Linked DNA regions of Homo sapiens: region 1 is linked to region 2. Evidence: chromatin loops called from intact Hi-C (ENCODE). Cell type or tissue: natural killer cell. All regions are shown on one strand. Each heading gives the region's core, and the rest is flanking DNA. Links, peaks and the distances in the headings are about the cores only. Region 1 has its middle 170 kb from the start of PDE4D-AS1. Region 2 overlaps PDE4D (phosphodiesterase 4D).

Region 1 (16,971 bases), core at 4,674-12,673, 300 kb before region 2:
TATTACAACTCTGTAAAAGATATTTTAATGTTTTTTTTTATGTGTCTGCTCTTAAACAGTAAGGGTCTAGAAGGTTGTTTTTGTTGTTGCTGTTTTGTTTTGTTTAGTTTTTTTGTATTGTCAGTAGAAAAGACAAAAGATTCTTCTGAGGGCAGTGTGCCATAGAAGAATATAATAACAATTCTTTGGGATTTATTATTTGTTTTCTCCATTTGATCTCTAGGCCAGACTCATAAATATAATGGTTTTAGCCAGAAACAACCTATCCTTGGATTTAAAATGTAAATTATTCAGTATTAAGAACACCCTAAATTCAACCCATGATCTCATCATTAGAACCAAGTACAGTTTATAGAGTAACTGGCTAAATAAAAACACAAGACAGGCAGGGCATCATGGCTCATGCCTGTAATCCCACCACTTTGGGAGGCTGATGCAGACGGAACACAAGGTCAGAAGATTGAGACCATCCTGGCCAACATGGTGAAACCCCATCTCCATTAAAAACACAAAAATTAGCTGGGCATGGTGGCACATGCCTGTAGTCCCAGCTACTCAGGAGGCTGAGGCAGGAGAATCGCTTGAACCCAGGAGGCAGAGGTTGCAGTGAGCTGAGATCACACCACTGCATTCCAGCCTGGCGAAAGAGCAAGACTCTGTCTCAAAAAAATAAAAATAAAAACAAAAACAAAAAACCACGAGACACAATTATATGCTACGCATAAGAGACTTGCGTCACCTTTAAAGATGCAAATAGATTGAAACTGACATGATACAAAAAAAAAAATTCCCTGCAAACGGAAATCGAAATAAAGTGGAGGTAGCTTTACTTACATCAGATAGAATAGACATTATATCAAAAACTAAAACAAGATAAAGTCATTATATAATGATGAGAAGAGCAATCAATCAAGATGATGTAACAATTGTAACTAGATATGCACTCAATATCAGAGCATCTAAATATGTAAAACAAATATTAATAAATTTCAAGAGAGAAATATGTTGCAATACAATAATAGTAAAGGACTTCAACACCCTATTTTCAACAGTGGACAGATTATCCAGACAGTAAGTCAATAAGGAAATACTGGACTTAAACTATACTTTAGATGAAATGGACCTAACAGACATATATAGAACATCTCATCCAATAGCAGTAGAATACACATTCTTTTTAAGCACACAGGAAAGATTCCCCAGAATGGATCATATTTTGGGCGATAAAACAAGTGTTAAAAATTTTAAGAAAATTAAAATCATATCAAGTATCTTTTCCAACCACAGTGGTATGAATTAGAAAGCAATAAAAGAAATAATGGAAACTTCATGAATTTGTGGAAATTAAACATGTTCCTGAACAACTAATTGTTCAAAGAAGAAATGAAAGAGAAACTTAAAAATATCTTAAGAAAAACAAAAATGGAAAAACATGATACTAAAACTCATGGGATGCAGTAAAAGCAGTTCTGAGAGAAAAGTTGATGGTAATAATTGCCTACATCAAACAAGAAGATTCCAAACAACCTAATGTTATACCTCAAAGAACTAGAAGAAGAAGAAAAAAAGAAGAAAAAAAGCCCACAATTAGTAGAAGGAATGAAATAATAAAGATCAGAACAGAAATAAATGAAATAGAAATAAAAACAACAGAAAATATGAACGAAATAATAGTTGTTTTTTAAAAAATAAAATTGACAAATCATTAGCTTGACTGAAAAAAAAAAGAGAGAGGCCTCAAATAAATAAAATCAGAAATGAAAGAGGAGACAATACAACTGATACCATGGAAAAAAAATGATGGACAAATTCAGCTCCTTATGATTGTAGGAATGAGGTCCCTAGTTCCTTGCAGGCTGTCACCCAAGGACAGTCTTTGCTCCTGGAGTCTTGTCTATGCACCTTCTCATGCTTTTGATGAGCTCCAAGAGGCCTCCCTCCAGTCATCACCGTTATATCCCAGCACCAGCAACAGTATGTCAAATAACTTACAACCTTGGAACCTCGCTGACTCCCTCTTCTGCTGCATCCATTCTGCTTTCCTCTTCCTACTTCCTCTTCTGCTTTTAAAGGCTCGTATGATTACACTGGACCCACCTGGATAATCCAGAACAATCACCATAGTTTCAGATCCATAGTCTTAATCACAATTGCAAAATCCCTTTTGCCATGTAATGGGACATATCCACAGGTTCCAGGGATTAAAGAACATCTTTAATATGTGCCATTATTATGCCTACCACACACCTTTACACAATTCCCTCCCCTTCGTTGTGGAATGGATTTAGCAAATAGAATGCAGCAGAGACTATGAGATGTCCTTTGCAAGATTCGGTTATAAAAGACTGCAGCTTCCACTTTTGGACATTCTCATTCTTTCTTGACTTCTCATTCTGGGGAAGCCAGCTGCTATGTATTGAGGCAGACACACAGTGGAGAAAGCCATGGGATTCAGTTTGGAAGCAGATCTTCTTAAGCCTGGTAACAGCCAATGAATGAATTTGGAAGCAGATCTATCCTAAGTTGAACCTTGAGAAATCTGCTGGTCCAGCCAACAACTTAATTACATTCTTATAAGAGACTCTGAGCCTGAAATACCCAGCTAACCTACTCCTGGATTCTCAATCTACAGAATCTGTGAGATAATGTGTTTTGTTTTATTATATTCAGCGGTTATAATCTGGAATAATTCATTATGCTGCAATAGATAATGAATGCACCCAGTGACTCTCTGACTGATCTTTTCTAAAACTGGAGACACTTTATTTCTCATCATTGTATAAAGAAGTCTACAGCTAGAAGTTTCTAAGATCTATTATTGTGGACAATAGAAAAGCATTTGTTAATACAGAAACTGGATATATTTAGATGTAGAACAAGAAGTCTCTGTGTTCAAATAGCCATTGGATTGGCCCTTATAGCCTGCTTGGGGTGCAACATTTTCAAAATAAAGAGAAGGAAGGTAGAATCCAGGCAAAAGAAATCCACATTATTATGAACTTGGGACACATAAACTCTACATCCAAGGAAACTGATTTATATAAATTGGTAGAGAAAAAAACTGAAGATGCACTATGATGGAGTACAATAAGGATAATGTGTCACCTTTCCTTTTTTTAGTTAGAGCCACGTAACTGGAGTAGTATTTCCCAGAGTGTGGTCCACAGACCATTTATTTTAGAATCACCTATGATGGTTGTTTAAATTGCAGATTCCTGGGCTTCTAAAGTAGAATCCCCAGGGAGTAAATATACCTTACTAATAAGCTTCTCCGGTAGTATTCATTCCCAAAAAGTTTGAGAACCACTGACACATGGTTAGGAATGCAGACTTTGAACAATCTGTGTTCAAATCTCACCTCTTTTTTTGTAACTCTGAGGGAGAGAACATTGGCTATTTTGCTCCTGCAGAATCCCCAGCACCTAGAACAGTGCCTGGCTTGTAGCTGGTGCTCCAAAAACATTTGTTGAATGAAGAATGAATGAATGACCCAGGGCAACAGTTTTAATTTCACTAATTTTCTTAGAAGAAAAAAAATTAGGAAAATAGCCCCTATCTTACAGGGCTAACGTAAGAAGGAACTGACTTAATAACGTGTGTCCGACAGCACCGTGCCTGGTACACAAGAAGTGCACAGCTCACAATGGGTGACCTTGGCATTGCTGTTGCTATGGCTATTACAAAGGTGCTTCTGACAGCAGCAATGATCCTCTCAGAGAAACTTAGAAGCTGGAATATGTGTTCTCTATATGCTTGCTGGATAGATGTTGGTTGAGCATTTTCAGTATTTATTAGAAAAATATATTTCTCGAGAATGTCCAAATAATTTTCTTTTCAAGTGAGGCTATGAGGAAGTCAAAGCACTGTGACATAAGGAAATATCCTTTGTGTGCATGATCTTATTTCTCCTCTGCTATAGCCTGTCCTTTTCTTTATTCTCAAAATAAAGAATTCTGATATTTCTGGCCAGAAATTTCTGAATGTTGGCTGGCTTCAGGAATGAAAGATGAGCCAACTGCTTTAACAGCAATTTTGAAAGTACTTTGAAAAAAAACTTAAAATAATTTAGATTGAAAATAAAAATTTATTTAAAAATAATTCAGATTAGAATGTTCTCTGTAAATGCAAAGTAGCAGTGGTATTTGGAAAAACACTTTGTGCAATTTAATGACTTCTCTACATAGCAAATATTAGAGACAGTGACATTTAATTTGACTTAGAACTTAATTAATATAGGATATATTCATTATCCTGATCACACTGCCGATTGCATAGGTGAGGTGATTTTAAAATAGGTTCTCAAAAAATCTTGACATTCTTGCCTTCAAGAAGTAGAACTGAATTTCTCTTCCTTTCACTACAGGCTGAACTTAGTGACTTGCTCCGAACAGGATAAAGAAGTGGTGACATGGCCGGGCGCGGTGGCTCACACCTGTAATCCCAGAACTTTGGGAGGCCGAGGCGGGTGGATCACGAGGTCAGGAGTTTGAGACAAGCCTGGCCAACATGGTGAAACCCCGTCTCTACTAAAAATACAAAAAATACTAGCTGGGCGTGGTGGTGGGCACCTCAGTCCTCAGGAGACTGAGGCAGGAAAATAGCTTGAACCCCAGAGGCAGAGACTGCACTGAGCTGAAATCACTCCACTGCGCTACAGCCTGGGCGACAGTATGAGACTCCGTCTCTATCTTTTTTTTTTTTTTTTTTAGACAGAGTCTTGCTGTGTTACCCAGGCTGGAGTGCAGTGGCATGATCTTGGCTCACTGAACCTCCCAGGTTCAAGGGATTCTCCTGCCTCAGCCTCCCAAGTAGCTGAGATTACAGGCACCTGCCACCACACCTGGCTAATTTTGTATTTTTAGTAGTGACGGGGTTTCACCATGTTGGTCAGGCTGGTCTCGAACTCCTGACCGCGGGTGATCCATCCACCTCAGCTTCCCAAATTGCTGGGATTACAGGCATGAGCCACCACACCCGGCTGACTCTGTCTCAAAAAAAAAAGAAAAAGAAAAAAGTGATGATAGCCTTTGGAGCCGAAGTCATGACAGGTACTGTGGTTTCCTTTAGGCTTGTTCTCTTTTGTATCACTCACTCTGGAGGAAATTACCATGTCGTGAAGGCATTTAAGCAATCTAAGGCCTCTTGTCCACAGCAAGCAAAAACCTGAGGCCTCTTGCCACTAGCCATGAGAATGAACCATGATGGAGTCAAGTCCTCCAGCCTCATTCAAACCTTCAGACGTCTGCAGCACCCTGGCATCCTGGCTAGAGCCTTATGAAAGGTCCGGAGCCTGGGCCACCCAGCTAAGCCACTCCCATATCCCTGACCAACAGAACCTGTGAAATAGCAAGTACTTCTTGTTTTAAGCCACTAATTTTGTGGATAATTTGTTACACAGAAATAGGTAACAATACACCAGATGTATATATGTGTAACATTTATCCAATTATATATTTTAAATATGACCAGTTTATTATTTGCCAGTTATAACTAAAAGCTAAAAATGCAAAAGATATGTCGCAGAATTAAAGTACTATGATCTATTACTATAGGAGTATTTGGCTCTTTTAAGAAGACAATGTGCAGATTAGAGTCATGTATAGAACTAGATTTTTGGTAAAACAGACAAAAAACATTCCAGGAAAGAATGATGTGACCTGTTATCTACACATTAGAAATAAACATTCAGCTATTATTGCTGGATTCATACTTCTGTTGATTGTCAATATCTTTTCCTTATTCAACTCAACAACCTATAATAGCCTAAAAAGAAACTGTGGACACTAGACAATTTCTAGCTAACAGTAGTGGAGATGCTTTAAATTGAATACAATCCATTTCTGACTATAGTAACTAATGGAGGCAAGAAACAGCTCTAGGACAACACAGAAAATTAGGTTTGATTTTGAAGAAGGAGAATGGCATGGGAAGGAAATACTGTATTTATAATGAAATGTATATGTATATAATTTGAATACACACAGAGAGAGAAATGAGGAGACAGAAAGAGAGGGACAGCAAGACAGAGACAGAGAGAGGCAGGGAGATACAGACAGACAGACAGCAAGACAGAGAGATACAGAGTGAGATACAGAAACGAGAGACAGCAAGACAGAGCCAGAGAAAGCACATGTGATACAAAGAGCAATAGAGAGAGAGCAGTAGATACATACAGCAAAATTGTGGAAGAGAGACAGTTTACAGTTTAAGTAATTTTGTATGTTAGTTTTATTTTTCCACCTCTCATTGTATTATGAGCATCTTCCCAAGTTATCCCCCACATCAATATTTTTAATAAAAAAAGAGAGAGAAACACAGAGAGACATTATTTTTAATGACTAGATTCCAATGATTTTAGTGTAGATATTATATGTTTATAAGCAGTCCCCTTTTATTCACATTTTGGTTGTTTCTAACTTTTTGGTCATCAGTATGGCTGTGACTTCTAGCTCTCTAGCTAGAGCTTTGCTCTCTTTAGGACAAATTTCTGAAAGTGAAATTTCACTGTGTACGAACATTTTAAATCTCTTATTACAACTTACCAAATTGCTTTCCAAAAACACCACACCAATTTACAGATTCATTGGCATGATATAAAATTCTTGTCTTACCACATTCTTGCCAGGACTGTAGAATTTTTTTAATTGTGCCATTTATTTTTCCTGAGTTTCTGAAACATTTTAAAAGAGCTTTTTTACCATCCCCACAACTACCTTACACCATTTTTGTTTCCTGCATTGAAAACATTTTCATTTGAAGGTAACTCCTTTTTTAAGCATGGTAAGGCCTTTTAAACAGCAAGATTAACATTGATTTTCTGTGATTTGACATCAAATAGAAATTAGTAACCAAATCTCAAATAAACCATTCAATTAATCAATTTTTCTTAATACGAGATAAATGTCTAAAATAGGTTTGAATAGAATAACATACAAGAAGTGAAGGCCCAAGGACCAGATTCTCACTTGAAACTAAGTATTTAATGAAATCGAAGGTAACACACATAAACTAGAACCACTGAGGAAAAGGTTTCCAGAGCTAGCTCTATGAGAATGCCAAAAGCCTATAAGCCCCTTTATACTAGGAAAATTGCATTTAAATTTTAAGAGGCAGTCACATAAAAGACAAGAACCAAAATAAAGTGTGTCTAACAAACTTGAGTTTGGGGAATGCACAATATTTTTCAACAAGACTGTGGTCATCAGACCTATCACACATTAGTTACATTGTGCTTTACATTGAGTTATTTTGTTCAGTTCTCACCAAACTCCTAAAATGTAGTCTATCTATCTAGCATCATAAATAGTAATATATGAGAAAAATGAGGCTTAGAGAAAGCAAATAACTTGCCCAAAGTGACAGACACAGGAGGTAGTAGGGATTGATTTTAAAGCTAGGTCTTTCTGATGCCAAATCCCTCTACTCTTACCTGCACATAGTTATCAAAGACTCAATTCATGGTTTTATTAGACTGTTTTCTTTGTTGAAGATACTAGACTGGAGGCGGCATGCCATAGTAAATGAGTGTAGGCTTTGGATTTGGACATCCTTGAATTTGAATCTTGCCCCTGTAGGCTAGATTCTAATGTCCATGATCTTTGGTTTCCTTATAATAGCATCTCACGTTAGAGTCAGGATGAAGTGATAAAATGCCCAGGACAATGTGATACTCAATATGTAGTAGCTAATCCTGAACTTTAAAAAAAAAGTGTTAAAAAATATGTAGTAGGTATTATTATTTGTATATTATTTATATGCCAAGAGGACAAGACTGAAAAGGAAATTTTGTACCCAATTGCCACCACCAGAGGGCAGAGTAAAAATTGTTGTGTCTTTCTCTATGTCAGTGTTAAACTAGAACGTGATGTGAGAGCATAATTTACACACCACTTACCAATCCTTAGATCCTGAGAGAGGGATCTAATTGACTTAAAAAGATAATAAGCAAAAACATACAAAAGAAATACATGAAGAATAATCTAAATATTATATAAATTCAGTTCATATAATTGATGTATGCAATTATGTAAATATTATTGAAGCAGGAAAGTTTAGCAGTGAGGAAAAATATAAAGTCATCATGAGAAGATTTTTACTGTTGAAAAAGTAATCAGCAAGGAAAAGTAATATCCTTATAATTATTCTAAAATATGATGTAGGGATAAAGTGAAGAAATTGGGAGATGGAAAAATTATACTAGTACAGCGCTCTCTCCGTTAAGCAATACAAGTGGAAAAATATTTTCCAGAAATAAAGTGTTAAATCTGAAAATACCACAGAAGTAAGAACTTGCTGGAGGGATGGAGGCAGGCAACACTCTTACAGACTGAAAGAATTGCTTAAATATAGGTACTCCTGAGTTATCAAAGATTGCCCAGGGAATATGCTTGCCAAAGAAAATAAAATCAAACATTTCTGACCTCTCTTCAGTGTCTCACCCAGTGGTAACCACTTAACATTAACATATACATTTCCTCCAGAAAGGCAGAGTCTATGGGGAATCGGATGTGTCCGTGGCCAGCTTAATGTTATAGATCTTTTTCAGAAATATCGAATCTATTGACTGGATTTGATATTGGTTGGAAAGAAACCAATAGCCAATCATTATTAAAAAAGCGTGTTTTACCGATGCTTGACATGTAAATTGGTATTCTGCAAAGTGTGTTTTGCTTCTTAATTACTTAATCTTTCAAACAAAAATCAAGTCCTAGGTAATTTTTCTACCTTATTAGCTAAGAATGACTTTCGATACAACAGACAAACTCTCATACCCACTAAACTCAGGACAGCAATGAGGCTAATGGACTTCTGGGAAGACTGCCATGAAAACAGAGCTTCCATTATGTTGTCTGGCCTCACTCCTCCCATGACTCCTCTCAGGTGTGCAGACACTCTGACACCTCCGACTCCTGTAGGCTTTGCAGGGGGAGCTCCCCAAACTGCTCAATACAAAGCGGAAGTCCACTCAATGACCCTTACTGCTCAAAGGCTCACGTCCCCTAGGGATCTTCTCAGTGGCTACCAAATGCCTATCTGTGAATCCAACAGGTGCATCAGAATCACGTGAGTGTGTCTGTGGGAATGGGGAGGAATAGGGATTACTACAATTACACAACATTCCCAGATCCAACCTCAGACCTACTGAGTAGAATCTCCCACACAGGATGTCAATAATCTACATTTTTAACTGTTAGATAAATCTCATAAACACCAAATTTCAGAATTGCTGAACAAGATGAGATATAACAAATTGGGTATAATAACAAGAATACCAAATTTTGTCCAGGGTATACTGTGTGTACAGTAACTTAACATGCATTTTTCCACTGAACCATCACAGCTGTCCCATAAGAAAACCACAACTTTAAAACCCTACTTGTATCACTTACTTTACATGCATAATCTTTATGTATCCTTTATGAGGTAGGTTCTGTTGGCATCCTTATTGTATAATCTAGACAAGGAACCAAGGCTTTAAAGAATGATATGGTTGTTTAAGATTAGATTTGCAAAGTGAGTCAAGGTTTGAATTCAGACTGTCTAATGCCCCAAAACATGATCTTTCCACCACACAACATTGTCATGCTAACTTCTAAGGGGGACAGAGCCAGGCTTTGCCATTTGGGATGAAGAAATTTAAATCCAGAAGGCCTAAGACAACACCAGGATCCAGCTTATTTTTAAGTATCTGATGTTTCATTACCTTAACATTAACATTTTTTAGAGGCAGATTGAATGTTAGCTAACATTCAGTGAATATTCTAGAGAAAAAAAATTTATTCAAAGTGAGGCAAAGTTTACTAGTGCTTATCAAACTTTTCCACACAAAGTACCCCTAAACAAAATAAAACGACCAGAGGTATACAGGTAATGCAAAATTTACAATCTCCTATTTCGTCTTTAAAATTCTTGTCATTTTGCATTTTGTCCTATATATACATATTTTTTTCCATTAGTTTAGGTTTGTTCTCCAGAAAGGTGTGCCATCTTTCCCCCCTGAAAATTTGCATATGATTACCTCTGCATGAGAAGCATAGATTTGGGTACTATTCTGTCCAGAGCTATTAGTGTTTTAATATCAGACTGAGCCTTACACCGAAAGGATGAATCTCTAACTACAGAGTTGAATATCAATGGTGGGAAGGCAATTTGATGGGCAGATGAAATGTTTACATTTCTGTAAAATCATGCAAAGGAGGCTGACACCCACTTTGCCCAAGGGCAAAGCACAAGTTTCATGGGGCTCCAGTGGCTTCTAATTTGGAGCAAAACTAATTTGGGTAATTATCTAATTTATCTTGATTGACAATTCTGAACTGTTCAGAGTGAAATTTTAATATAGCAAAGCTTAATAATATAATTTGTAAAACCTATTTCAGGCTTTAAGTTTAGGGAGAAATATTCTTGATATTTTGTATATAAGGGACATAGTATCACTGAACATATGGAGGTTGTGAACAAACTAGCTGTATATTAAAAATATGGTGGGATGTACCCTTTACAATTGAGTTTTACTATGCAATATCATTCAGGTTTTCTAGGTGTAGCCATGTCACCAACTTGCTGTGTGACCTTAGGAATGTAATATTACCTCCCCAACTCTAATCTATTCATCAAAAATAAGGATTCTGAATCATATAGCTAGGTCTAACGTTCTATGATTCCACAGCCCAGACTTCGCCTTCACTGAAGCTGTAAGAAGATTGGCATAGTATCAGGGAGAATCTCATTAGAAAACTCTCTTTTGACTTTATGCCAAAAGTGAACTATCTTTCACTGTATCATTTAGAGTATGTTTGACTGCAAATAACAAAATCTAACTCAAAGTGATTTTAAATATAGATGTTTTTAAAATCCAACATAACAAAAATCCCAGAAGTAGGATGGGCTCAGGGCTGGTTGATATAATGGCTTATCAATGTAATTAAGACCCAGGATCTTCTGAACTTTGATGCCTATTCCATCTATAAGCAGGTAGCCAGATAGCTTCAGTGGAACCAAGCATCACATCCAGATAAAATAGTGCAAGGAAGAAAAGAGAATATCTCCTCTGGGACTTTCTCTTAAGTGAGAGATCTTTCCTAGAATAAAACCCCCTGACCCCCAACCAGCAGCAGGACCAGGCTTCTTAGGTCTTATTGACCAGAATGTGATTATATATGCTCTACCTGGAACCCATCACTGTCCAAGAGTCCCCTGGTTGGCTTGGACCAAGCATTTAGAGTGAAATAGATGTTGAGGGTCAATTGCAAGCCCACTATATTCCCCCTCCAGCTCTGCCTTCATCTCTCACATAAGCACTGGCTGTCCCGCCATTCCATCTTCTATCAAACAGTAGCTGACAGCTGATACTATGCAATGGCGCTCAACCCTAGGTGTTCAGGATAGTCAGCCGGTGACTGTTTTTAAAAACACCTAGCCTAGGCTGCACCACAGATAAATTATAGTGGAATTTCTGAGGGTAAGGGCAGGTGACCCCAGTTTGTCCAGGATTATAGCAGTTAGGGATTGAACCAAGTCTTCTGACTCTTGGTTCAATGATCTTCCACTACTAGCTTCTACTCTCTTATTCCATGCAGTTCTATATATGTAAAAATGATTGGACTCACTAGACTAATATTCTACAAAGCTTACTTCCTATGAAAATAACAAAACAGGTCAAGTTTTAGATCAGCGTTTCTCTCCCCTAACTTTTCCTTTTCAGATTTCTTCAGAAATAACTAAAAAGACTGCTATCCAGTTCTGACTTGTGTTTGATAGCCCCCTAATGTAGTGTTGCAGTAAATGCATCTTTTACCACACACTTTAGCGGAAAGTTCACGTTTTACCACAATCTGATGTATTATGGCATGCATGAATTCACTATTTTGTAGTCAAACATTACTGAGTTTTAAAGAATGTTTCTTGTTGTGTTTTAAAATGGATCTCAAGAGCACACAAATTTAAGCCCCTATAGGACAAAGAAAGAAGCCACACAGCTCCTCCCCTGCTATCTCCTTATGGGGGGAGGCAAAAAGGAATAAGCATTTTAAATCCTAATTTCACTTTAAAGTCAAACAGTTCAAGAAGTTGAAAGTCAACAATGTTCTTCCCACAACATTTTAAATTTTCAAGATGTTTATTTCAACTCCTGTTTGTTATCACACCTCAAAGTAAGCATGTTTGCATAAAGATATTGAAAAGGAAGGGAATATCATTTTCAAATCTTTAAATGAAAGTGAAAAGTGCTCAGCCAAATTAGAAATAATAATATAAATAGAAATAAACTGGGCAAGGGGGTGCTATTTCATCCATCTAGAAACTGTATCAAGCCAAGAACCCCTTCTGTAAGGAGATGGACTTGTAAAAGGAAAAAACAAACCACCTCTCAGGCGGGCTCGCCCCAACAGAAGTAGGAGGGAGGAGCATACCTAAGTAAAAAGCCTACTAAATATTTCATAAACCAAGTTTATAAGATTGCTTCTATCTTTATAATTTTAATTGCTTCCTGCCTTTCACTTTTCTTTCTTCCTTTTCTCTGTAAAGAAATCGCCCTCCCTCACTCCTGTGGCTTTAACTCTCACGCCCAAAGCAGCTGCTCCACAAAGTGCTTTACAGCTTGCTGACTTGACCTTTCTTCAGCTCCTCTAATATAACTTTTCTTATTAGCCAACTATTCAATCCAGCTCTTTCTCGTGATGTTTAAAATTTGTCTCTGTGGTCATAATATCCTCTGGTCAACCAAGCTTGAAGCCATTCATTCCCCAACACCCACTTCTCCTTCACCCCTAATACCCAGGTCTCATCGCCTCTACTACTCACATTCTAGGGCAGGAGCAGAACCCAAATTTTAGGCACACGTACCCTGCAGTGAGCCTGTCTAATTCCCATCCAGTGCCCCCAGTTTCCAGATTTGTGACCGTGGGAAAGCTATTTGACTTCTCTGTGGCTCAGTTTCCTCACCTGCAAAGAGAGGTGGTGATACTTCAATGGGTTGTCCTAAGGATTAAATTAGATACACAGAGCACTAAAAGAGTGGGCACTCGATACATATTTGCTACTATTTTATATTTAGGGCCTTATGTGTATACATCTTTACCTCTGCACCACCCGCCCAATGGAGTTGCCTTAATTATTCTTCACCACATATCCTATACCTCCCAAAGAATCACCCCTCCATTCCCATTCCACTGCTCAGAAATTGTCTGTGGTTCTCAGTTGACAAAGAGGTTTGATCCAGCCTCCATCATCGGCACTTGCCATAGGCTTAGCCTGCAATTCTAGCTTCGTGCCCCACAACCAACGTTTGCCAACTCCAGCTCCATCAGGCCACGCCCCATTGCTCATTAGATTGCAGCCACCTTCCGTCTTCCTTTCCTCTTCTTCCTCCCTCCCCACCAAGTCCTTAATTTAACTCTGAGCTATTTCAAATAAATAAATAAATAATCACAGAGAATCATATAACAAATTTACTCTCTATTCAGTGCTATCAGTTCCAAACATTTTGCACACCAGCTTTAGATCTTTTTAAAGAGAGAAAATGTTACCAAAGTATCTGAAGCACCTGTGTGTCCCTTTCCTGATCCCATTCCCCTCACAAAGTCCCCAGAGGTAAGCACGATCCTAAATGTGGTGTTTGTGATTCCTGTGTAATTTTTAAGTATTATTGTCCATCAAAAGAAAAGCCTGAGAAACTGTCACAACAAAAGGGGGTCAAAAACGACTGACAAAAAATTAATATGATATCCTAGATGAATCTTGGAACACAAAAAGACATTTAAAAACTAAACAAATTTGAAAAGTATGGACTTCAGTTTATAATAATGAATAAATATTGGTTCATTAATTGTGACAAATGTGCCCTATTAATGTAAGATACTAATAATAGGGGAAACGAGGTGTGGAGTATACAGAAACTGCACTGTCTTCTTAATTTTTCAGTAAGTCTATAACTATTCTAAAATAAGATATTTTTTAAATATATTAATACCACCTATATATATAACCGTGAGGATTGTTCTATGTTTTCCAACTCATGTGAATAGTACCATGCATATATTTCGTTATACAACTTATTTTCCATTGGTTAGTCTCCAATGGCCTACCCCACTTCCATTTTCTGTCCTTCTCCATGATGATGGGCCCCAAAAGAGGAACTCCCATGGACTGCATCTGCAGGCTCCCTTGTTAGATTGGATTTATCCATTGGAAAGCAAAGGAGATTGAAGAAAGGCAGAAGAGAAAGTATGATGTGCTAGGCAGAAAATGCCTTCCCAAAGATGTCCATGTTCTAATCCCCAGAACCTGTAATATATTACCTTATATGACAAAAGAGATTGCACAGATGTGATTAAAGAACTTCAAATGGGGAGATTGTCTGGGATTATCTGAGTGGGCCCAATGTCATCAGAAGGGTTCTCATAAGAGGAAGGCAAAAGGGTCATGGTTAGACAAAGGGATCAGAAGATGCTACACTGCTGGATTTGAAGGTGGAAAAAGGGACCATGGGTCAAGGAATGCAGGCGGCTCCTAGAAAGTGGAAAAGTGAAGGAAATAGATTCTCTCCCCAGAACTTCCAGAAGGAATGCAGCCTTGCCAACACCTTGATTTTAGCCTAGTGAAATCTATTTTGCATTTATGATCTCCAGAACTACAATATAATAAATTTTAAGTTTTAAGCCATTAAGTTTCTGGTAATTTGTTACTGCACCTATACGAAACTAGTGCAGGCTGGGCATGGTGGCTCATGCTTGTAATCCCAGCACTTTGGGAGGCCGAGGCGGGTGGATCACCTGACATCAAGAGTTCGAGACCAGCCTGACCAACATGGTGAAACCCTGTCTCTACTAAAAACACAAAAATTAGCTAGCGTGGTTGTGGGCGTCTGTAATCCCAGCTACTTGGGAGGCTGAGGCAGGAGAATCGCTTGAATCTGGGAGGCGGAAGTTGCAGTGAGCCAAGATCGAGCCACTGCACTCCAGCCTGGGCAACAGGGCGAGACTCTGTCTCAAAAAAAAAAAAAAAAAAAAGAAAGAAAGAAAGAAATGAAAAGAAAAGAAAAGAAAAAAAGAAATTAATGCATAGAAGATATGTCTTCCCAGCTGGCTGCATTTCTGGAATGGCTTCCTTCTAGTTAATAGATCCCTTCTAGCAGGTTCTCTTCTGTGGCTTCTGCTCTCAGGAGGTTCCATCACCACTAAATCCCTCCCTTTCTCACTTCAAGCCTAGAGGCAGTAAACATTTCCTTCTGTTGCTAATTCCCACATGTTTTACTAACTCTCTGGTTCCATTCATACAGCCATGCCTCTGCACATGGTCTCTTCATTGAATTACCGTCTGTTAAATGTCATAGGTGTGCCATATTTTCCTGATGGGACCCTGATCTCTCACTACAATGTTTTTGTGATATATCCATGTGGATACATGTAGCTCCTAGAATGCCATCATCATCTAATGAAAGAAGTGCTGTCATAGGACTCATTATCACATAATGATACCTATAGCTGCTTTGGAAGGAAAATTCATAATCTTGGGTGAAGCTGGGGCCAGTCAAGAGTTATTCCAGAAATTCCTCTGGATTCCCATAGCACCCTTTTTGTACTTGCCACCCCTGTCCTTTTTGCTTTGATGTGTATGTGTGTGCCTCATCTTTCCTAAAAGCAGGAACTATGTCTTTCTGCATCTTTCTGTAGCAGATCACATTTGTAACCTGAACAATGGCTATCAGTACATCTTTTCCCAACCAGTTTTTCTCCTCGAGTTCTGCCTTTTTATTAATGACACCAAAATTCTCCTAGCCACACAATCCTGAAGCCTCAGGCATCTTATATTTTTTCTGACCTTTACCCTGCTAAGTTGCCATTTGCTAAGGACAAGCAGCATCTAAGGCTCGTGGCCATAAATCCATAGTTCTTCATCACATCCCCTCCTTTCGTCCCCATCATAGCTCCCTTGGTTTAGGCCCCATTAACTTGTCATTAGGTCTGGAATAACTCTAGATGGGCCTCAGCTTCATCCAAGATGCTGAATTCCCCTTCCAAAGTAGCTATACACTTCATTATATGGTAATGAATCCTATGACAGCATCTCTTCCATTAGATGATAATGCCATCCTAGGATAGCATCCCTTTCCAGCTCACACACCTTCAGGGATCAGAACTGACTCCAGAGCTCTCCAGTGAGCATTCAAACCCAGTGGGAGCCTGGACCCACTTACTTCTCTCCCTTTCCCCCAACCCTTACAACTGGCCACTGCCTCCTTCTCCAAATATGTCTCATCATTTTCCTGCATCTGTCTTTGTTCATACTCGGTCTTTTATTTGGAAGACCTTCCATTGGTGTTGAAATTTTCACTCTGGCTAATATCTTATCAAATGTTACCTACTTGAAAAACTAGGCATCTCTTCCCATTCCCTTCCCACCTCCACTGCCTGCCATGGAGCCACCATCATTATATTTGGATATCTTCTCTCTCTCCCTGGAATCTTACACACTCAGTAGGTTGTGATTCCTTTTGATTTCTTTTATAACACTTAGCTTATTGTTCCCAGCTTTATGTCAGGTATGAGTTTCTATAAATTCTTTCTATAGAAGACAGAGACAATGTTTTAATATTTTTAATTCTCCCATGGAAACTACTATCAGATTGTGCATATAATAGATGTTCAATTCATAGAAATTTATAAACAAGAGAAAGCTGGGAAATAAGAGGAATCTATTGAAGTGGAAGAAATCTTAGAACTGGATGAAATGTTAGAGGTTATCCAATCCAACTCAAAGTCCATTCTGTCTCTCTCTTCCTTAAATGTTTCAATGTCTCCTTATTATCTTAGAATAAAGTCAAAATTCTCAGTATGGACTGAGATCACCATGATTGGACCCCTGTATCCCCCAGCCTCGTCCTGGACCACAGCGCCCCTCTGCTCCAAAGCAGCCTTGCCCTTCTTGCACGGCCCTTCATTGTGCTGCTTGTTTGTTCCCTCCTGCTCTCCT
Region 2 (8,000 bases), core at 1-8,000:
GTATTTTGAGAGATAACAGATGATGACCCTGACGCTGATGCCCAGGATGACGAAGTCAGCACAGATAATAATATCACCTTGTATCTTCTTTCACTAATCGTGGAGCACTTTGCACATATGATCGTGCTTATCCTGGGCTGCACTGTTTGTTAGATGAGGGTGTGGGTGTCACTATATATACTTTCCAGAAAGACAGGTATTTTCCAACAAGCTATCATCAACTCAATGACAACACTGTACACAGGCAGCCCTCTCACCTGCTTTCTTCAGTATTCCATTATTCTCCCAAATTTGGCCAATCAAGCCCATTCACCTGGGAGTATTTGTTAATAATTTAGATCCTGAGCCTTATCCTAGACATTCAGTTCTGGAAAGTCTGGGAATCAGTCATTTTGTGGTTGTTCTCAGGAAGCCCTTGGGGATTCCTTTGATCAGAGACAGGTTTGGGAAGTATTGCTCTTTTTAAACTCAGGGCAGCGGGGAAGGGATGCTGGCAGGAGTGGACTTTGGTGACACTGAGATCTTTTATTCATGTGGTAGCTTTTCTTACTCTGAGACAGAGTTTTGCTCTGTAGCCCAGGCTAGAGTGCAGTGGCATGATCATGGTTCACTGCAGCATCAACTTCCTGGGCATAAATGATCCTCCTGAATAGCTGGGATTACAGGTGTGCACCACCATGTCTAGCTAATTTTTAAAATTTTTTGTAGAGATGGAGGTCTCACTGTGTTTCAGGCTTGCCTCAAACTCCTGGCCTCAAGCCATCTTCCTCCCTTGCCTCCCAAAGTGCTGGAATTACAGGTGTGAGCCACTGCACCCAGCCCTAAGGGTAGTTTTTCTGATCATCTGAAGGATAATACAACATTTTTGTCATAGGCTCAATAATCCATAAAATGCTGCCCTATGTGAGAGATATTATTATTTTAAAATACAGTTAATGCTGGACTGTGGAACCATAATATTGAAATATTGTTAGGGCGGGTCTCACCAGTGCCCTTTCTAGGCAAGGAGAGGCAAACTAACAACTGGGACCTGAGAAATAACATGTTTGTCACTAGATTCAATGTAAAATGGTAAACCTATCTACCTTTGCTAACTACTGGTCAACAACTAAAAGTAACTTAAGTTCAATTCAATATACATAATTAAAGTGCATTAAATGTGTGCCTATTGCCCACATGGCACTTTATTATGTATTCCTTAAAATACAAACATTTTTCCATATTATTAAAATTTTCTCAAAAATAAATTATTTAAAATCATTTTATTATGGGAATTTTTTAACCCCTACCTAAATAGAATTCACACATTATTTAGAATTTGGATTGTTTTTAACCCTTTATGCACATTCACAGTGCTGTAATGAACATGTGTATATATACTTTCACTTTTTTTTTTTTTTTTTGAGATGAAGTTTCTCTCTTGTTGCCCAGGCTAGAGTGCAATGGTGCCATCTCGGCTCACTGTAACCTCTGCCTCCTGGGTTCAAGCAATTCTCCTGCCTCAGCCTCCAGAGTAGCTGGGATTACAAGCACGTGCCACCACGCCTGGCTAATTTTTGTATTTTTAGTAGAGATGGGGTTTCACCATGTTGGCCAGGCTGGTCTTGAACTCCTGACCTCAGGTGATCCACCCGCCTCAGCCTCCCAAACTGCTGGGATTACAGGCGTGAGCCACCACACCTGGCTCATACTTTCACTTTAAAATTGTTCATCCTCAGTCTCTGCTCTAATCAACCCCCAAGTCCCTTCAATCCTATCTCTGAAGAGTTGTGAACCCATTCCCTCATCTCCACAGCCCCACTTCCACCCCAGTTCAGAGCTGCATTATCTTGATCCTGTACAAGGCCTGTGACAGCCCCCTGAAGAGTATGGGGCTGCCCCTAGTCTTTCTTCTTTTCAATCTCTTTCTACACTGCTTCCAATTACTGTCATTCTGAAATGTGTATTTGTTCCTACGATTGGAAATGCTCAATGATTTTCCACTGTCCATAAAATAAAGTCCACTGTTATTTATGTAGGCCTCAAATATTATTTCCTTAATCTACCTCTGGAGCATCCTGTTCAGTTGCTCCTATACACCTTTAACTCAATTTGTCCTTTACTGTTCCCAGTCCCCTGATATGGACAGGCATTCCATGCTTCCATACCTTATTCTTGCTGGTCTTTTGTTGTGAGGTAATCCTCAATCCTCCCCTAACCACATGGAAAGCATTATGTTCTTCAAATTTATCAGGGAGCATTTCCTAGGTAGAGCCACTGGCTCTCTCTCTCTCTATATATGAATACATATTCATATATATTATATATTAAATATATAATATAATTATTTAATATATATTTTATATATTTATTTTATAATAAACATATATATTTATATGAGAAATATATTTATTATATAATAAGCATATATATGAGAAATACATTATATAATAAATATTATATTTATTTATATGAGAATTATATTTATATATTATATATTTATATAATAAATATATATTATATATATAATAAATATATATTATATATATAATAAATATATATTATATATATAATATATATATATTATATATATAATAAATATATATTATATATATAATAAATATATATTATATATATAATAAATATATATTATATATATAATAAATATATAATATTATATATATTTATATAATATATGTATATAATATATAATACATATATAATAAATATGTATATAATATATAATAAATATATAATAAATATGTATATAATATATAATAAATATATATTTATACAATTTATAAGAAATATATATTTATATAAGAAATATATATAATTTTATAAAATATATAATATATAATATATTATATATTATATATTTTGTATATATTATATATAATATATATTTATATAAATATATATATTTAAAGAGGTTTCAGTCCAGGCTCTGTGGCTCATGCCTATAATCCCAGCACTTTGGGAGGCCAAGGTGGGCAGATTGCTTGAGCCTAGGAGTTCCAGATCAGCCTGGGCAACACGGCAAAACGCCGCCTCTACAAAAAATACAAAAAATAAAATAAAAAATTATGCACACGTGGTGGTGCATGCCTGTAGTCCCAGCTACTCAGGAGGCTGAGGTGGGAGGATTGCTGGAGACTGGGAGGCGGAGGTTGCAATGAGACAAGATCGTACCACTTCACTCCAGCCTGGGCAACAGAGTGAGGCCCTATTTCTAAAAATTAATTAATTAATTAAAATAAAAAATATAAAGGCTTCAATCATGGCATTTAGCTAGTACTTAACTATTTATAATTCCTTCTCCCTTACTTTGTAAATTTCTTGAACCAGTAGTCACATTTTACCTCCAGAGCGTATGCATGCCATATATAAGGTGCATGGAAAATACTGTTGACCAAGCAGATAATAATAATAATAATATTATAGCAATAATGATAAGTAACATTTGTTGAATACATTCTGAGTACCAAGTACTATGTTAAGCACTGAATTAGAATTTACTGATAAAGAATACCCCCAAAACTTGGAGAATTTAAGTACATTGACCAAAATTAGACAACTACTAAGAGGAAAGCTGGGTTTTTAACATATATGCTAGCTCATCACCTTTTTGCTAGGCTAAATGAACATGAGCCCCATTTAATTATTTCAATTAAAGTTATAACAAAGCATCCAAATCAGATATTCAGACAAGAGAGACACAATTAAATTATTTCCCCTCATAATTAGGACATAGCCCTTGTTTTCACTATTCTTAAAACAAGTCTAACTTCAATCAATTCCTGGTCAAAAAGCCACGGTGTCAGATCTGATCTTTTTATATATTAATAGGTATGGCTCTACTCATTAAATAAAAGCATAAAAGGCCAAAACAAATTCATTTGTAAGAAAGAGAACTGACTTTTACTGCTCTAAAAGATCATAAGTTTAACTAATAAATAGTAATACTCCATGCATTTATGCAAATCTTTCAGTTCAATGTTTTTACCGGAAGATTCTTTTTCAATGAGGATTTTTGTAAAAGTAAACTCCTTCAGCTTAAAAGATTTAGGAAATCCGACAGTCATTAGATGTATTAGATGCTTTATCAGTTTTTTATTAAAGCTATTAAACACAATGTATCATCAGCATTTTTCGATCACATTTCTTAAAAAGCTTAATGAACACATATTTCTGGCAATTATTAAAGTGTGGCCACAATCTTTATTCTATTAAAGGAAAAAAAGAACTACAGCATGAAGCTGCTGCCTGCTGGTGGTTGATGAGGAAGTAGGGCTTCTCTGGCAATGGCTGGGTCTCTTGTCTTCCCTATACACTGACACAACACATGTTTTACTTCAGTATCTCCTGAGGACTTACATATTTCTCTCATGTAGATCCCTTTTGCCTTCTTTATATGGTTCTTGCTCCCATCTATTAGATCTCTCTATATTTCTTTTTAAAAAACTATATATACTACTTGCTTTTATCACACACACACAGATTTAAAAGGCAGATCTAAGTAAGTAGCCAGCATCCTTATTGTCACCATGAAATAGTTGCTTAGTTTCTTTCATTCGATAAGCTCAAAGCATTAAGTGATTAGCCCAGATAACAAAAAAATAATTGTCCCAATTAAATATCATTATTGTTTTTCCCCCTTATTAATTCTTAGAAACTGCTTGTGCTTTAGAACAACAAACATATAAGATTAAATTTCTTCTCATTGTGTTTTGACAGACTAGCATTATTTGGATAGTTTACTTTTTAATTTTCTACGTGCCAATTGACTAAATTCTATTTAGAATGCACTTACTGTTTTTAATGAAGCCATGAATCTTCAGGGTAAAAAAATACAAAAAGGAATGAAGACTTAGACCAATTTACTTATTTATTTATTTTCTGGACTAAAACCACTTCTGTGCTGTTCTATGCTTGTCACTGCATCATGTGTCTCCCCCTACAGGTAAAGAGCAGGCAGCTGTACTAGTTTCACCGCTCCTGTAGAAGAATTTGTATTTTCCAAAGTCAAAATCCAGAAGTCTTTTGCTTTAGGGTGCTGGTCTCTATGCCTCTGGGGTATAAGCAGTAGATATAATCAAAATAGCTATAACTACAGAGATATGTCCAGTGAGAGGTTGGGATGAGAAATTTTCAAGCTCATATACAAATAATACAATGCCACATCTATTACTCAGGAGTTAGTATTAATACTTCATTTACTTTCTCTAAAGCATATACTTCCACGGTGGGTATAAAGGCCACCCGAATCTAATGGTTTATTTTACTTTATAAAGGTGTAAGAAGGACCATGGACTCGAAAAAGGAACCACATGTTTATTCCTGGCATTGTCACTAAGCAGCACCCTCTCTCACTAGGTCTCAGTTTTTTCATCTTTAAAATAAAGATATTTAAATACGTTTTCTTTAGAGTTGTGTCCTTGCATGAAAATCCTCTAATTGAGGATGATTAAATAAACATATTGGAAATATGGAAATTCAGAAGCATTGAAAATGGTATTGTGAAGATGTAACATTTAATGAGATGGCTGCAGAATGCTTGCCTTGAGCTAAGGTTGTTCGAAAATGAAATGCTTACAAGGAAGGACTGTGCTCCAAGCTACATGGCTGTACTTCAAAAATGGGATCACTGTCCCAGTGCAGGTATGGCTTGGGCATCTCTGACTCTTTGCCACCCTCTCATGTTCCAATGCACTCTTTACTTCTGGTGTGCACCACACATTAAGGACGTATGTAGGTGAGCCTTACTCTAAATGATAAAAGGATTACTAAAAATGTCATGCCATGACTGTGTGAAAACAAAATCATAAATGAAATGTACCAAAGAAGCTGACATACCAATATTCTCTGTTACCTCTATTCTACCAGTTTTTAAATTAGCTTTAGGAACAAAAAAATGTCAGGCATTGGGACAGGGTTATAGGAAGAAACACTTGGTGAGTTCCTCATCACATTCGGAACTCTATCCATTTTTCTTTCTTTTTTTTTTTTTTTTTTTTTTTTTTTTGAGACGGTGTCTCACTCTGTCACCCAGGCCGAAGAGCAGTGGCCTGATCTCGGCTCACTGCAACCTCCGCCCTCAGAGTTCAAGCGATTTCCTGTCTCAGCCTCCCGAGTAGCTGGGATTACAGGCACCTGCCACCACGCCTGGCTAATTTTTGTATTTTAATAGAGACGGGGTTTCACCATCTTGGCCAGGCTGGTCTTGAACTCCTGACCTGGTGATCCACCCGCCTTGGCCTCCCAAAGTGCTGGGATTACAGGCATGAGCCACCATGCCCGGCCTCCATTTTTTTTTTTTTTTTTTTTTTTTTACTTTAGGAGACAGGGTCTCATTACATTGCCCAGGCTGGTCTTGAATTCCTGAGCTCAAGCAGTCCTCCCACCTTGGTCTCCTGAGTAGCCGGGATTATAGGGGTGTGCCACCATGCCCAACTTGAACTCTATCCTTTTATATAACTTATCTCCTTGAATTCTTGCAACAGTCCTAAGTGTTAGGTACTCAAATCTCCAAAATGAGGAAATGAAGCAAAAAGGAGAGACTGGGTTCACATTCAGGCTCCAAATGCCACACATCATCTTTGTCATATCACACTAAAGAGCAAAAGAGCTATTTAAGTCTCTTTTATAAATGCAAACTTCAAAGCCTTACTTTTAAGGAATTGTTAGATCATTTTAGACCTGTATGTTTACCTACTATATATTGAAATAAAAACTGGCCAGTGACCTACCTTTAAAACCTAGCTTTAAAACCCTAATGCTATAAAATCAAACTCTCGGCCAGGTGTGGTGGCTCATGCCTGTAATCCCAGCATTTTGGGAGGCCAAGGTGGGTGGATCACCTGAGGTCAGGAGTTCAAGACCATCCTGGCTAACACAGTGAAACCCTGTCTCTACTAAAAACACAAAAAGTTAGCCGGGCGTGGTGGTGGGCATCTGTAATCCCAGCTACTTGGGAGGCTGAGGCAGGAGAATTGCTTGAACCCAGGAGGCGGAGGTTGCAGTGAGCCTCAGATCGCGCCACTGCACTCCAGCCTGGGCGATAAGAGCAAAACTCTATCTCAAGAAAAAAAAAAAAAAATCAAATTCTCCTGGCTTTAATACATGTCAAATGCAATAACCTTGAAAAGAGGAAGAGGGTATTGTAAATTCTATGTGACAACTCCTTAGAAAGCATGGTATGTGATATGTAGACTGCTGAAGTTCTTAACTCTTCTTTTTTAAAAATTAGAGTTGGTTTACAGAAAAGTGATAGAGAATTAATATTTCTCCTTCAAACAACTATGACTCAAAAGTGAGTTCTTAGACTTAGAAATTCATCCTGAACAACAGTGTATCATCTCTATCACAAAGCTACCAGCGTCTGTGAATTGTGATGAGAATAAAGGAGACAGTGCTGGGAGCAGGAGGAGACCCCATTTTGATGGGCACAAAGCAAGCGCATCCATTTTGGCCAATTTAAGGACCCACAAGTTTTCCTCTCATGATCTTGCAAGCTTGCCTTTCTCTCACTGTTCCCTTTCCTTCGTTTGTGTCTTTGTCCTATTCTTTCCATTACCCCCTTGTTACGGAATGAGTGCTTGTGTGCCCCTAAAATTCATTTCAATATCCTAACCCAATATGTGTTGGTATTTGGAGGCCGGGCCTGTGGGAGGTGATTAGGTCGTGAGGGTGGAGCACTCAACACTCACAAATGAGACTAGTGCCTTTACAAAGGGCACTGATGCAACCTAGAAGAAGACTCTCACCAGACCCCAACCATGCTGGCATCCTGATCTCAGACTTCCAGCCTCCAGAATTGTGAGAAATAAATTTGTGTTGTCTATAAGCCACCCAGTCTATGGTACTTTGTTATGGCAGCCTGAATTGATGAAGAAACCCCTAGTTCTATGTATACAGTGGGCCCTAGAAACAAAACCAAGTAATAACAACAAAATGGAATTTAAAAAGATGTATTAAGTGCTGGTTCTGTGAGGCACTATGCTAAGGGCATCATGCGTGTT

Evidence for each region. A loop is a pair of places that touch in the nucleus more often than their neighbours do. Peaks named below come from ENCODE experiments on the same cell type or tissue, not always from the same donor. Only the 100,000 strongest peaks of a DNase experiment are listed, where the experiment ranks them.
Region 1: it touches region 2 in a loop (5-fold over the local background); 58 of 110 quality-filtered maps call a loop at or near these places.

Annotation. Positions count from the first base shown.
Region 1 is chr5:58,864,033-58,881,003 of GRCh38, forward strand. No RefSeq gene overlaps it. Among named protein-coding and RNA genes, the nearest start is that of PDE4D-AS1, 170 kb to the right of the region's middle. In natural killer cell, for the core only: a CTCF peak has its summit at 7,797 (motif pointing right); a DNase peak (open chromatin) is centred at 7,829.
Region 2 is chr5:59,169,496-59,177,495 of GRCh38, forward strand. The region is part of intron 5 of PDE4D (phosphodiesterase 4D); the gene reads right to left. Among named protein-coding and RNA genes, the nearest start is that of PDE4D-AS1, 130 kb to the left of the region's middle. In natural killer cell, for the core only: CTCF peaks have their summits at 4,943 (motif pointing left) and 5,144; a DNase peak (open chromatin) is centred at 4,936.